Regions from separate parts of the Homo sapiens genome. Here all the other regions are linked to region 2. Evidence: chromatin contacts called from ENCODE Hi-C or POLR2A ChIA-PET data. All regions are on one chromosome and are shown on one strand. Each heading gives the region's core, a stretch centred on a gene start or an enhancer-like site at or near the end of the contact. The rest is flanking DNA. Distances are from core to core; before and after follow the strand shown.

Region 1 (4,742 bases), core at 1,715-4,214, 150 kb after region 2:
AAGTTCAGAATGTTTATATTTGCTCTTCCGACCTGTGGAGACTGAAAGACACATACACATAATCAGTTTGCATTTCAAGGCACACTGATTGGCCAGTATTTGCGTATCAATAAATTACTGCCATCGTCAGCCAATCATTGAGCACTGATAGTGTTGAGAACCTCTCTTGACCTGTGCTTCTCGACATCTTATTGTTTGGTTGCTGTATTATCATTGACTTCATGTGTGCCCATGTCTTGTGGTCCATCTAGACCAACACTGTCCAATAGAAATACAATATGAGCCACAAATGCAATTTTAAATTTTCTAGTAGCCACACTAAAAAAGTAAAAAGAAACAGGAGACATTTTAATAGTGTATTTTATTTGACCCAATATATCAAAATATTATCATTTCACCATGTGTTCCCTATAAAACATATTAACAATATAGTTTTACAGTTTTTAATGTTAAAATACACACACTCCCTAGTGTGCATTTTATACTTACAGTGTGTGTCAATTTGCATCAGCCGTATTTCAAGTGCTCAATAGCCACATGTGGCTAGTGGCTCCCATAGTGGACAGCACAGATCCAGATTGCAAGCTGCTTAAAGGTAGGGGTTGAATTTTGTGATATTTAATACTTGGAAAGAGCTTTAGAGTTTAAATGCCCTTTCTGCTATATCATGTCATTCTGTCCTTACTGCTGTCTGGCGAAGCTGATACAGTTGTGAACACCATTTTATAGATAAGGAACCTGAGGATTTGGGGAGATCAAACGCTTGCTTGAGGGCATAGCATCAATAGAAGCTGAGCTGGGATTTGAACTCAGATATTCTGGTTCTAAGTGTAGAAGGAGTTCTAACAGGGCAGCTACCTTCATTTATTTGTCCATTTACTCTGTGATTTGCTTGTTACTTAACCTAGGTCCATGCTCTGTGCCTGGTGCTGATATTAACCAGATGTGATCCTTTTGTATTTTAAGAGGAGGCAGAAATGGAGAGGTTAATTTTGATGTTTCTATTTCTTTTCTTGTTTTTTGTGTGTTTAGGTTTGAGAGAAAGATGAGGTCGGAGGATGACTCTAGCATTCTTGTCAGCATCTTTATCTTTTTAACTGCAAGCCTGCTTCAACACATCCGGTGAACCAAGGCTAGAAAACATTCCTGTGTTTCAGGCTGTATTTCCTCTCATTCGTTGTCTTCTGGTTACATGAGTTCCCTACCCGGCTCCTCCTTCCTCCTTGGCCTGTATCCCTCACTGAGCCAGGAGATGCTTATCACATACACTTTCTGTTAGACCTGACTTTGGCCAAACTAAACTGTTCTCTCTCTCATGTGGCGATCTTGGCTGATTGTTTTTAGGAAGGGAAACCTCATTTACTTTCCTGACATGGACTTTAATTCTGGGAGCCAGAGGCTTCCTGTTGCAAGGCAGGGTTGGTCTGTGTTGCTCTGAGGGGAGCCTGATGTCCTCACCAAGCCCTAGCTACACACTACTCACTAGAGGTGCCAGGTGGTGGCTCTTGAAAACTAGGGAGGGGCCCCAGACTGGAGGGCAGGTAACGGAGATGCTGGAGGCAGAGCCCACTATCAAGTATTGGTGGTCACCTGGAAGTGCTGCCAGGAGGCCATGATGGGAATGAGGAAGGAGCAAGGGTCAGGGTTTGAGGCTCCTGAGCCAAAGTAGACAATAGCACACTCAGAGCCACAGTCAGGGGCTTAGTCAGGAGCTGAGGTTTGAGAAGGAGGGGGCCCCTTTCCAGAAGGGACCATGATTTGACCCATGTTCTGTGTCCTCCCTCAGTGCATTGGTACATAAGGCATCACAGAGTCCTTGAGATGAAGGAACCTTAGACATCAGCTACCCCGAGCCCCTACTTCATTGATACCAATATTGCCTGCAACAGTGGGTTCAATTAGTGCTTTGTGGAGTCCTGGTGTTCCCAGGGGTGTCTCAGGGGTAGGGGTGTCTCACGCAATATTTGGGACATAATTACTGTATACTAAAATATTATTCATTGTTTATCTAAAATTCCAATTTAATTGGTTGTCCTGTGTTTTTACTTGCAAAATGTAGCAACTCTATTCAGGGAGTTTGCCAGGAGCGGAGTAGAGGGCTCAGAGGGCGGGGAATTCCACTACCCACCCACCATTTTAATGAGACCAGCTCTACTTTTATCTGACAGTGGTAGTTAAAACTAACAAACAAAACAAATCCCTCCCCTTTCATGGTCTCTGATTGTATCAGTCAGGGTTCCCTAGAGGGACAGAACTAATAGAACGTATATATATATATAAAGGGGAGTTTATTAAGTATTAACTTACATGAACTCAAGGTCCCACAATAGGCTGTCTGCAAGCTTGAGGAGCAAGGAGAGCCAGCCCGAGTCTCAAAACTGAAGAACTTGGAGTCCGATGTTTGAGGGAAGGAGGCAACTATCATAGGAGAAAGATGTAGGCTGGGAGCCTAGGCCCATCTCAGCTTTTCACATTTTTTTGCCTGCTTTATATTAACTGGCAGCTGATTAGATTGTGCCCACCAGGTTAAGGGTAGGTCTGTCTTCTTCTGAGCCCTCCAAACTGTTCCAATCTCTGCCTGTTACCCAGTTCCAAAGTCGCTTCCACATTTTTGGGTATCTTTTCAGCAGTGCCCCCATATTTTTGGGTATCTTTTCAGCAATGCCCCACTCTACTGGTATCAATTTACTGTGTTAGTCCATTTTTGTGCTGCTGATAAAGACATACCTGAAACTGGGAAGAAAAAGAGATTTATTTGGACTTAACAGTTCCACATGGCTGGGGAGGCCTCAGAATTATGGGAGGAGGTGAAAGGCACTTCTTACTTGGCAGCGACAAAAGAAAAATTAGGGAGAAGCAAAACTGGAAACGCTTGATAAACCCATCAGGTCTCATGAAATTTATTCACTATTACGAGAATAGCACAGGAAAGACCAGCCCCCATGATTCAATTACCTCCCCTGGGTCCCTCCCACAGCACGTGGGAATTTGGGAGATACAATTCAAGTTGAGATTTGGGTGGAGATACAGCCAAACCGTATCACTGACCAAGGAAGAATCCTAGACAGTATTATAGAGAAGAGATTTGGACATAGTACCATTCATGAACAAGGGTTACTCATTTCCCCCAGTATCAGATAGGTCAAAGCCATGTTAAGGGAAGAATATAAATCTCTTCTGATGACCAGCCAAGGAATTCTGTTATTGTTGTTTTAAGGGATAGATTCTCATGATGGTGAGTTAAGGTTGAGAAAAAGACAACTGCATTCAGAAAGGGACACTTCTCTCTCTCCCTGCCCTCAAGATGTCCAAAGACCTTGAGACCAGGGTGTACCCTCCCTCACTTCCTAAAGCATCAGATGCCAGGCTGGAAAGAGGCCCCAGGATGTTCACAGGAGGCTGCTGGAGTCTATCCCATTTGCCAGGGATGGAAAGGGACCTCAGGAGTTAGGAATTGATACTTCAGTGAAGAGAGGGAGAGCCTCCAGGGGAAAGTGTGGAGATGGTTAGGGTCCCCACCCCACCAGGGATGAAAGGGTTAAAGGGAAGTGAGGGGAGAAGGGGAGAGTTAGCAAATGAGAATGCGTTTTTTAACTTTATTTATGTATTTACTTGTTTATTTATTTTTATAGAGATGGGGTTTTGCTATGTTGCCCAGACTGGTCTTGAGCTCCTGGCTCAAGTGATCTACCTGCCTTGGCCTCCCAAAGTGCTAGGATTACAGGTGTGAGCGACCATGCTTGGCCAAGAAAGCATTCTTTTCACTCTTTTTCTGAAGGCCTAGGCAGAGAGGTATAGTCCCTTGTGCAATGCAGAGAAGCCAAGTACAAAACATGGTGCTCAAAATTGTGCGAATTGCCACCCCAACACCTGCTGCATTACCTATTGTTTTAGAATTTTGGAACAATTACCTGATTTCATCAGGAAAAAGAACAGCTTTAAATTTTCAAAAGAGTCAGTGTGGAGTCAGCCAGCGGAAAGTAGGTGAGGGCGTTCCAGCATGGGTTGGCGGCAGCTCATTTTTCCATGGCATGTGTGTGGAGGACCCTCTCTCATCTAGCAGGTCATGTGGAGTGTCTGTTTGCAGAAACAGTAAGACAGAGCTCATCACTTTCATTCCGAGATGGAGCTAAAGAGAAAACCCTAAGGGATCAAAAAGGAAGGGGCCTATTCCGTGGGCCTGAGGTTTTAAGTATTTGGCTTCCACATGAGATTTCAATTTGAAGAAAGAGTTCCATGGCTAAAACAGTTTGGGAAAACCATTGCTCCCCACAATATACACAGTAAGTGGCCTTCCATCTTCAGTGAAACAGCCAACTAAAAACAAAAGTGTGTGTCAAATCACACATAAACTGGGGATTTCCAAGGCTCACTGAGAAGGGAACATAAGCTGGAGCCAGAGCAGAATTAATTGCTCAAGACCAGAGGAGAAGCTGCAGCTACAATGGAAGGTCCTCCTTCTGTGTGCCCTCCCCATGCAGCACTCCACCTTTCCTCAACATAAAAAGGGAGCATACAGTTAAAAAGAACCCACTGGAAAGGCCCAAGGGAGCTTGTTCAGGCCTTCCACCATGGGAGGAAATAATGGGAAGGCATCATCTATGAACCAGAAAGCTGGTCAGTGAGCCCCAGGCCATGGAGTTAACTGGGCCCTTAAGTGCAGTTTAGAGACCCTCTACTGTTACTTGAGAATGACCCCTGGAGGGTCCTGCCTCACTCCCTTCTACTATCAAAGTATTCCT
Region 2 (4,660 bases), core at 588-3,087:
TAGTGTGTCTTTGCATACCGGTTCTAAATCTCCCAGCTTCTTTGGTATCTTTTTATTGTATGACAAGATGCTGTACTTTAGTTCATGTTTGAAGCGACAGAAGCTTAAGTTTTGAGTTCCCAGGAAAAGAAAGACTTAAACATTTCCAATTAAAGCATCAGAGATTAGTCTGACTAGGGTGTGAGTTAACAGGAACTCTTTATTGACCTAAAAACCTACCCAGAAAGTATTGGCATGAGAATTTGGCAGCTTGGAGTGGGAGGGCCTATGGCTATGGTCAGTCTTAACATGTTAGGACATCTTAAATTTCACTTTAAAATTTCTGAGTTTGCTGTTGATTGATGCCTGCTAAGAAAGCGTTTCTATAATAGGAATTGAGATTGTGCTGCTGTAATGCCCTCAAGCAATGCCACGTCACCAGTATCTCCTCCTATTTTAGGGCAATTCTTTTTCTTAAACCAAATTCCCAGCTTCAGCAAGAAGAATCCAAAAGCCGAACTGTTAGAAATTTGTCCCTGGTTTTTCCTTCCTTTACCCAATTTATTGAGTAGCTACTATGTACTAAGAAGCATGGTGTTAAGAAGTGGGAATACAAAGAAAAGTCTAAATGGCCAGCAAATGAACAAAGAGATCTTCAACTAAACCAGTACTTAAGGAAATAAAATTAAAGCAGCAGTTAGAGTGAGTACGTACTATGTACCAGGATACAATAACAAATCATATTTATTTACTTACACACATACACACCTGTGTGCATCAGGTGATAATAAATACTATGGATAAAATAGGAAATGGGGATAGGAACAGTATGGGAGGCAGAGTTTTGCAGCCTGGTCTTCACTGCCACCAGTGCATGAGGCTAGGTGTGGAGGATCATTGCAGATCACATGGAGTGCCTGGGCTCTGTCGCCATGGTTATGTAGAGATGGGACATGGAAGCGAAAGGAAACCTTTCCTTTCCATATTAACTCTCTGACTCCACATTAATGTGGATCCTGTCCTGGCAGTGTCAGCCTCAGGTCTAATTTGAAAGGTTTACTGTCTATAATAATAATGGGCTGGAAGCCAGTTCACATCTGACTACATGTGTGGCCACATACATGTATGTGTATTTGGGAAGAGAAAATGTATCTTTAGAACTTACTACTGGAAACATTAGGAAAGAGCCTTTTTTCTACATGTGGAGAAGAAAAGCCTTTTTTTATTATTATGCGTTAATACTCTTTTTTTCTCCAACCTCTGTCTCCTCAAACAGACAAATAATTTAAACATGGCTGTCAAAATTTCTGAACACCAGGAGGATGCCTCCCTGCCTTCCCTCCCTCCTTCCCTCTATTTCTGTCTCTCTCTTTCTGTCTCTCTCACACAGAACCATAGTTTCAGATCAGATTTTCTACACACTGTTTTAATTTATTAGAAGGGAAAAATTCTTTCTTATGGCTAAAAGTTTGCACTCTTGATTTTTCTAAAGTCCACTTTTATGACTAAGCTATAAATCTCTAAAAATAGAGATTTACAGTGGAAATGTCAACTCCTTTGTATTATGTCAGGTCAAAATGTGTAGCTAATTGGTGTGCATTTGTTCATGCATATGTCATGAGCCAGAACTATGTTTTAGCCCAGTGACCACACATGGGGGCAGATAGGTGTGGTCCAGTTCAGATATACTAATGTTTTCTTTGTTTATGGTAAATTAGAATAGTGCAAGGTACTGGTTTGGAAAAATATGTGGGCAAGGCAGACATTTAGGATTTATGAACCTTTACTTAGCCAGTATTGCCCTATCATTCGTCCACCATATCGACCTGTATCCACTAGGGGACATAAGAACACCTACTGGAGGAAAGAATGAAAGTTTGTCTGCATTAAAATTTAAACACAGGACTCTTAGATAACATACAAAAAGACTCATTTTTTTAGTTTCATGATTCATAAAGAAGTTATATATTTTGTTTAAATTTTAATCATCACCAGAAACTTTTAAAGGCAGGATCAGTATCTTAACGTCTATTTATGGAATGAGAACCAAACAAGCAGCTAACTAGCAAGCTTGTGTCATTAACTGACTACCTATGTGGTCTACAGAAGCTATGCTGAGAATGATTCTGGCTTTACAAAATACTTTATATAGAAAAGGATTACCTTTTAGAGTCAGGAGGTGAGACATCTGGGGAGGACATCTGCTATCAGATTGCAGTGGACAAAAACCAGAAGTGTTCTATATTTTGCACCCCGGCCACTAGCTATGAAACCCGAGAGACAGATGTTAAGGGCACTGCTGTTGTCTTCTAAACTGATTATCTGGCCTACCAGGTTAGAAACTTAGGTTGTATTTTTTACTTATGGTTCTTTTTTTTTTTCGGTATGATCTACCTGCAGAAAAAAATGCAAAGATTTTAAGTGATACAGTCTTTATAGACAATTTTTGCTTTTTAGTTGGAGTTTTTACTAACATTTAATATAAGTATTAATATAACTGAATTAAGGTCTACAGTTTTGCTGTTTGCTTTGTTTGTCCCATCTGCTTTTTGATCATTTCTTGTTCCTTTTCTGCCTTATTTTGGCAGAAAATCAAATCATTTTTAGTTTTTCATTTTAATTCTGTTGACTTTTCAGCTATACTTCTTTGCATTTTTTTTAAAGTGGTTACTCTAGGGATTATAATACACAGTCATATCTTCTCAGTCAACAGTGGTTAATATTTTACCACCTCACCTCCTTCTTTGTGCTATATATATATGCATATATATATATATGCATTCATCAATTGTTTTATATATATATATATATATGTCCTAGAATACCATGTTTTACTTTTTGCTTTCTGGTTTTATGTCTTTTAAGTAAAATTAGAATAAACACGCACAATTTTATATTTACCCATATATTTTCCAGCTGGTGTCAATTTCCTTTAGTCTGCAAAATTCCCTTTAAAATTTTTTTGTAGTGTAGGTCTGCTGGCAATGAGATCTCATTTATCTAAAAATCCCTTTTCCGTTATCTTTAAAGATATAGAATTTGAGGTTGACAAGTGGTTGTGGTGTGTGTATGTGTGTGTGCAGCACTTTAAAGATACCGTTTCATTGTCTCCTGGCCTCTGTTGTTTCTGATAAAAAGTTAACCATTACTCATATTGTTGTTCCTCCATATATAACATGTACATTCTCTCTGGCTACTTTGACAATTTTCCCTTTATCTTTGTTTTCCAGCAGTTTGACCATAAAGTTTCTAGGTATAGTTTTCTTTGTTTTTGTCCTTCTTAGGGTTCACTGAGCTTCTTGCATCTTTACATTATGTTATGTTTTTGAAAAAATTGGGGAAAGTTTTGTTACTACTTCAAATATTTATCTGCCCTATTCTCTCTTTCCCTCTCAGGACTCCAGTTACATATAGTTGTGCATTGTGATCTTGTCCCACAGTTCATTAAGGTTCTTTTATACCCCCCATCCTCGCCTCTCCTTCTTTTTTTATTTCTGGTCTTCAGATAGGATAATTTCTGCATATCTCTCTTCGTGTTCACTGATTTATTTATTTTTCTACTCCAATCTGCTGTTAAGCCCATTCAATAATTTTATTTCAGATGCTGTATTTCTTTATTCTTTGTTTATTAAAGCTTTAATTCCTTTACTGCTGTTTACCATCTATTCATTGATTTGGGACCATATTTGCCTTTAAGTCCTGGAGCCACTTTAAAGTTCTTGTCTGCTGTTTCCAACATCTGGGTCATCCTAGTTTGGTTTCTGCTGGATAAGTTGACCCATTATTCTGTTATTGGTCACATGTGCCTGCATTTTTGTATGTCTAGCTAGTTTTATTACATGGTGGATATTGTGGATGCTCTGTGTTGTTGAAAATACAAATTTTGTTGTCTTCCTTTAAAGAGTATTGAATTTTCTTCTGGTAATCAGATAATTAACTCTCAGATCAGACTATCAGATCAGAATGAATCATATAGGGATTTTTTTCAAGACTTATTTTTAAAGCAGTTTTAGGTTCGCAACAGAGCAAAAACTACAGAGAGTTACCATATAAATCTTCCTGCCACATATGCACAGCCCCCTCCAGTCTCAACATTCTGCACCAGAATGGCACATTTGTTACAATTGATGAATGCATATCATTATCAGTCAAAGTTAATAGTTTACATTATGGTATAATGTTACACATTATGGGTTTAGACAAACAGATAATAACCTATATTCACTATTTATAGTATCATAAAGACACTAAATTTTAACAAAATCCATATCAATTATTTCTATTATGAATTGTGCCTTTATTGTTGTATCTAAAAAAGTCATTGCCATATCCAAGTTTAGTTAGATTTTCTCCTATGTTATTGCCTAGTTTTATGGTTTCATGTTTTACATTTAGGTCTATGATTCATTTTGATGTGAGTTTGTTTCATTTTTTGTCTTTGTTTTTGAGACAGAGTCTTAGTCTATCGCCCAGATTGTAGTGCAGTGGCACGATCTTGGTTCACTGCAACCTCCGCCTCCTGAGCTCAGGTGATCTTCCCATCTCAGGCTCCTGAGTAGCTGGGAATATCAACATGTACCACCATGTCTGTCTTATGATTCATTTTGATTTACTTTTGTTAAGGGTGTAAGATCTGTGTCTACATTCATTATTTTGCAAGTTGATGTCCAGTTGTTCCAGC
Region 3 (4,610 bases), core at 376-2,875, 260 kb after region 2:
GTCTCCTATTAACTTAAGGCTTGGGTGCTGGCTGTTAGCCAGCCAGAGTGGGGCAAAGAAGGCCAGAGCCCAAGAAAGGCCTCCGTGGCGTCAGCAGCCCCGGGGTCTGTCCAGCCTAGAATTCATGACTGCTGAGACACTCAGGTGTGGCTTGGGGATGGGACTGTGAGGAGCCATCTCCACAACCCCAGAAGGCAGAGCATGGACTGAACATTCAGAGAAACAGCTATCACGGTATAGCCAAATACTCCTGTGAGCTCTTCATATTTTTCCATCAGGGCCACATCTAGGAAGAGTTAATTTCATAAATTGACCTCCTACTGTCTTAAGTGGATATATCTTTCTCTCCTAGCTTCCAACGGAGCCATTTTACTTTTACCAACTCGAATTTGATGACCAACCAAAGAGAGAAAGAAGTAAATGACTACTACTAGGAATCTATGATGTTCTAAACCCTTTGCTAAATGTTCACTTTTGCTAAATTGTTTCACCACATGCCTATTATTTAGGTAGTTTCATCTCCATTTTACAGATGGAGAGTTACGCTGTAATATCTGGACCACCTAAGTTGGTTCTCCATGTTTCATCTGATTGCCTAGCCTGTAATACCATTATATGTTGCCCTATTGCAACTTCTGTCTTTCCAAATTAAAGAATCGATACTCCATGTCGGTGTATGTGGAGAAGAGGGATAGATATCTAAACATGTTGGCTGGAAACCACTATATCTTTCATCAAGTATTATTAAGACCTATAATGTTCTCAGCACTGTAGGGAGCAAGTGGAAAGAGGGCTCTCACCTGCAAGGACACTGCTACCTGTTTTGGGATACACAGAAAAACATGTCCACTTGCCTTCCACTTGTCTTCCTTGCAGCTGAGTCCCAGAGGCACAGGTTGTCATTTCAAGATGCAGAACAAGCATCACAAAATAATTCTAAGGATCCAGTGAGCTCCAAGGAGACTGTTGCCATAGCACCATCCCATACTGGTGAGTCCCAGAGTAGTCTTCTTCTCTGGTGAATGTGCCAGGGGCAGAAGGCACTGTTAGGTCCTCCAACTGACTGCCCCTTGCTGTGCTTCCTGTATGGCTCCACTGGATCCTGGAGGAAGACAGCTAAAATGGGAAGAGCAAAACGGAAGTGGTCTGGTGAAGAGAAGCAAGTTTGCTGAGCGTGCTGAGGCAGTCTTATGTAGGAGAACTCAGCTTCAATTTATGGAGCATCAGAATCCAGCCTCCCATGTGGCTCTGTGGCTCTGGCCTCTCCTTAAAACTTCCAGGAAGGAAGCTTCACAGAGGAAGGAAGGGGAGAGGGAGGAAAGCAAGGACAATTCCCACAGTGACAGAGTGCCTGGCCTGGGATGGCAGAGGGCAAAACTTGAAGGCTGGCTGCTGAGATGGGCGGGGAGGGCTGGGTGTGTTGGGGCTTATGTGTTCATTATGAGAAATGTCTTAATGACCATAAGTCCTGAGGGAGGCTGGAGAGCAATGCCTGGCACCAGCCACGCTTGTGCAGGGGCTCCTGTCCAGGTGAAAAACATGTACGGAGTGAGTAAGGAGAGAGATGGGAGTGTGTGGCTGCTGAAGGTGACTGATGGCCTTGGAATGCAACTCTGACTCCTGTGGGATTGGGTTTTACTGGAATGAGACACAAAGATTAGTGACTTTCAGCTGAGAAGGAATCCTCGTTCTTGGTTTCCAGAACCGTGTTTCTTCATGGTTCTTTGGGAGTTCCATTTGTGTTCTCCACCTCCAGACCTCTGCTCAAGACATTTATTCCTTCTTCCCATGAGTCCATATCCTACTAGGCCAGCCCAGGCCTCACCATTTCCATGAAGTCATCCTTGCTGGTCTAACTTGAAGCCTCCCTCCTCGAACCTGCTGACCTTCCACTGGCAGAGGTGATGTTAGTGTGAGATTCTCCAACAGGGATATGTGTTTAAGGGGAACATTTGTCTTCACAGAATCTTGAAGTTACTCAAAAATTCTGGGAGAACAAACTGATAAGATTTAATATATCAAAAGATTTTATGGAGTAAAATGCAAAGTTGACAAGCGTATTTAAATTAAAGCTGAGACTTCAAAACAATTTCATGAGACTGGAGGGCCACTTTGAGCCATACTCAACTGGGCACCTGCTTGCTATCCTCTCCATGAGAGAACTTTAGCAGATGAGTTTGGGGAGTAGGGAATGCGATGTCAGGAGGCATAGGAGGGCCTCTTTCTCTTCCTGGAGGCTGGGCAATGGGGAGTTGAAGCCTTGCTAATTGAGAGCAAAAGGAAATTGTTTTATTAAATTGCAGTTAAAAATAACAGCAAATACTATTTGTCACATACCTCCTATATGCCAGGTACTGTACTAGTTGCATTACACATTTTATTTCAATCAACTCTCATAAGTCAATGAGGTAAATATTACTCCCACCCTACAGCTGATGAAGTCAAGCCACGGTGAGGCAATGTAATGTCCCCAAGTCAAACAGCTAGTAAGATCAAGGTCCAGGATATGATCCTGAGTCTAATGGACTCTTAGCTTCTCTGCCATGCTGCTGTGGGTATATCAAGGAAGAGACCTGAAGCGTATGTCTCCACAATGCGTCACAGGCATTCCCTAAAGTTTTGTTATTTTTATGTTGGCCCCAAATGTTGACCTCTTCTGTTGCAGGTCCAGACTCTAGGTCATATGGAGAGCTCAGTTTGCCCTAGTGGTTCCTCCCCATGCAGGGGATCCTGGACCAGGTGTGTGGAAACCTCACCCCCCTAGCAACATCTGGAAGGTCTTGCTGGGCCCCCGCTTGACTTATCTACCAGAAAAAGAGTGGCTGGTCTGGTCTATCCTTGTATAAATTTGGGAAATTACCCAGTCAGATTTCAACATCAATAAGCGGCCAGGTGTGGTAGCTCATGCCTATAATCCCAACACGTTGGGAGGATCGCTTGAGTCCAGGAGGATCGCTTGAGTCCAGGTGGGAGGATCGCTTGAGTCCAGGAGGTGGAGGTTGCAGTAAGCTGATATCATGCCACTGCACCCTAGCCTGGGCAGACTTTATCTCAAATATAAATAAATAAATGAAGAGATGAGGATCAGATTTGTGGGCAGCTGGGGGATGGCTGGTTGTGATTCTTGTTCTGCATAAGGACATAAGGAACACTCAGGGTGAGAAATCAAGGCTGGAGTCCTTTACTGGGACAGTTTATTTGCAAGAACTTTTCCATTCAGTAAGCATCCTGGTTGGTATTTTTCACTGTGGTTGCAGTGAGGAACCCTGGTTATTTTTAATAACATATGCCACATTCATTGCATTCATTCAGTCCTATAGCATTTTATGATGTGTCTGACCCAGAAAAATGTGTGGCCAGTTTAGGGGGATGGGGACGGTGTGTCTTCATTCTCTGCCCTCTTTTAGCCTTCCCTTTCCTTGGCACTTTCCTGCAGAAATAGTGAGTTTTGACATCCCATGCACATTTTTCCACCGTCTTTTGGATTTGCCCCATCTGCCAAAAGGCCCTTGTAACTTTACACTGCACAAATTCATGTTTCAGGGACTTGCCAAATCTTGTCAAGTCCTAAAGTTTTTCTTGGCAGAGACTGCACCACTCCACGGAAATGGATCGGGTGAGTCCATCAGGCCCTGGTGCCGCTTCTCCGGGTGCCATGTGCAACTGCTGGGTCTTTCCTGACTCCCTTCCCAGGCTTCATGGGCACTGGCATACCCTGTGCCCTGCCTCTTCCAAGCCCACTGATTTCCGAGAGCATCAGCAGACTTCAGCACCTCCCAGGCCAGGGCTTGCAGGAACATCAGTTAAGTGATTGCTTTATCTTTGTCACCTCTGCCCACTCACCCACCACCCCTTGCCTTCACTGCCCCAACCATCTCTTCTGGTGGCTCCAATCCTTCAAATTAGAAGGGAAAGTCATTCATCCACTCAACTAATATTTATACAGAGTATTTATGCAACTCAGTTCCTTGTCTTAGGCACTTAATAGTGAACTTAACAGTGAACCAAACAGACAAAGGCCCTGCCCTCACGGCACTTACATTCTAACACGTCTAATAAAGCTCTAAAATGAAGTTAGGGTGATGTATTTGCAGCTAGTGTTCATTTTTCACCTTCACACGTATGATTGCACTTGTTTCTCTTAATAGCCTTTGAAGTAGGCACGGCATTTCACGGAGGAGAGAACTGAGGCTTCTTTCTTTCTTTCTTTCTTTTTTGGTTTTATTTATTTATTTTTTTTTGAGATGAAGTCTTGCTCTGTCACCCAGGCTGGAGTGCAGTGGCGCGATCTCAGCTCACTGCAGCTTCTACCTCCTGGGTTCAAGCAATGCTCCCCCTCAGCCTCCCGAGTAGCTGGGATTACAAGCGCATGCCACCATGCCTGGCTAATTGTTTTTGGTATTTTTCTTAGTAGAGATGGGGTTTCACCATGTTGACCAGGCTGGTCTCGAACTCCTGACCTTGTGATCCACCACCTCGGCCTCCCAAAGTGCTGGGATTACAGGCATGAGCCACTATGCCCAGCCGAGAACTGAGGCTTCTTTCTAATCATCCTCCTCCCTGGATGCCTGCTTCTTAAAAAGAAGAGTCTGAAAAAGTACAGTGAAACC

The links. A loop is a pair of places that touch in the nucleus more often than their neighbours do. ChIA-PET counts read pairs that join two places held with the same protein, here RNA polymerase II (POLR2A). Pooled maps may share reads with other maps.
Region 1: a map of aorta shows a loop between it and region 2 (2.4-fold over the local background). The contact joins two enhancer-like sites. A Hi-C loop is called at or near these places in 3 of 168 maps with a recorded cell type or tissue (PC-3, aorta and tibial artery) and 2 of 50 pooled maps. POLR2A ChIA-PET finds 5 or more read pairs at or near these places in 1 of 52 experiments (OCI-LY7).
Region 3: a loop to region 2 is called in a map of OCI-LY7, with 3 times the contacts of the local background. The contact joins two enhancer-like sites. A Hi-C loop is called at or near these places in 4 of 168 maps with a recorded cell type or tissue (OCI-LY7, PC-3, chondrocyte and 1 more) and 1 of 50 pooled maps. POLR2A ChIA-PET finds 5 or more read pairs at or near these places in 5 of 52 experiments (AG04449, OCI-LY7, PC-9 and 2 more).

What each region holds. Positions count from the first base shown.
Region 1 is chr2:45,289,818-45,294,559 of GRCh38, reverse strand. No RefSeq gene overlaps it. Among named protein-coding and RNA genes, the nearest start is that of LINC01121, 37 kb to the right of the region's middle. Within about 2 kb of position 2,964, at least 2 of the 41 ENCODE cell types and tissues checked have a DNase peak (open chromatin) inside an H3K27ac peak, as active enhancers do.
Region 2 is chr2:45,437,493-45,442,152 of GRCh38, reverse strand. The region is part of intron 16 of SRBD1 (S1 RNA binding domain 1); the gene reads left to right. Among named protein-coding and RNA genes, the nearest start is that of SRBD1, 170 kb to the left of the region's middle. Within about 2 kb of position 1,837, at least 2 of the 41 ENCODE cell types and tissues checked have a DNase peak (open chromatin) inside an H3K27ac peak, as active enhancers do; they include PC-3, where a contact is called at or near this core.
Region 3 is chr2:45,181,771-45,186,380 of GRCh38, reverse strand. All of the region lies in intron 4 of LINC01121 (long intergenic non-protein coding RNA 1121), which reads left to right. Among named protein-coding and RNA genes, the nearest start is that of LINC01121, 71 kb to the left of the region's middle. Within about 2 kb of position 1,625, at least 3 of the 41 ENCODE cell types and tissues checked have a DNase peak (open chromatin) inside an H3K27ac peak, as active enhancers do; they include PC-3, where a contact is called at or near this core.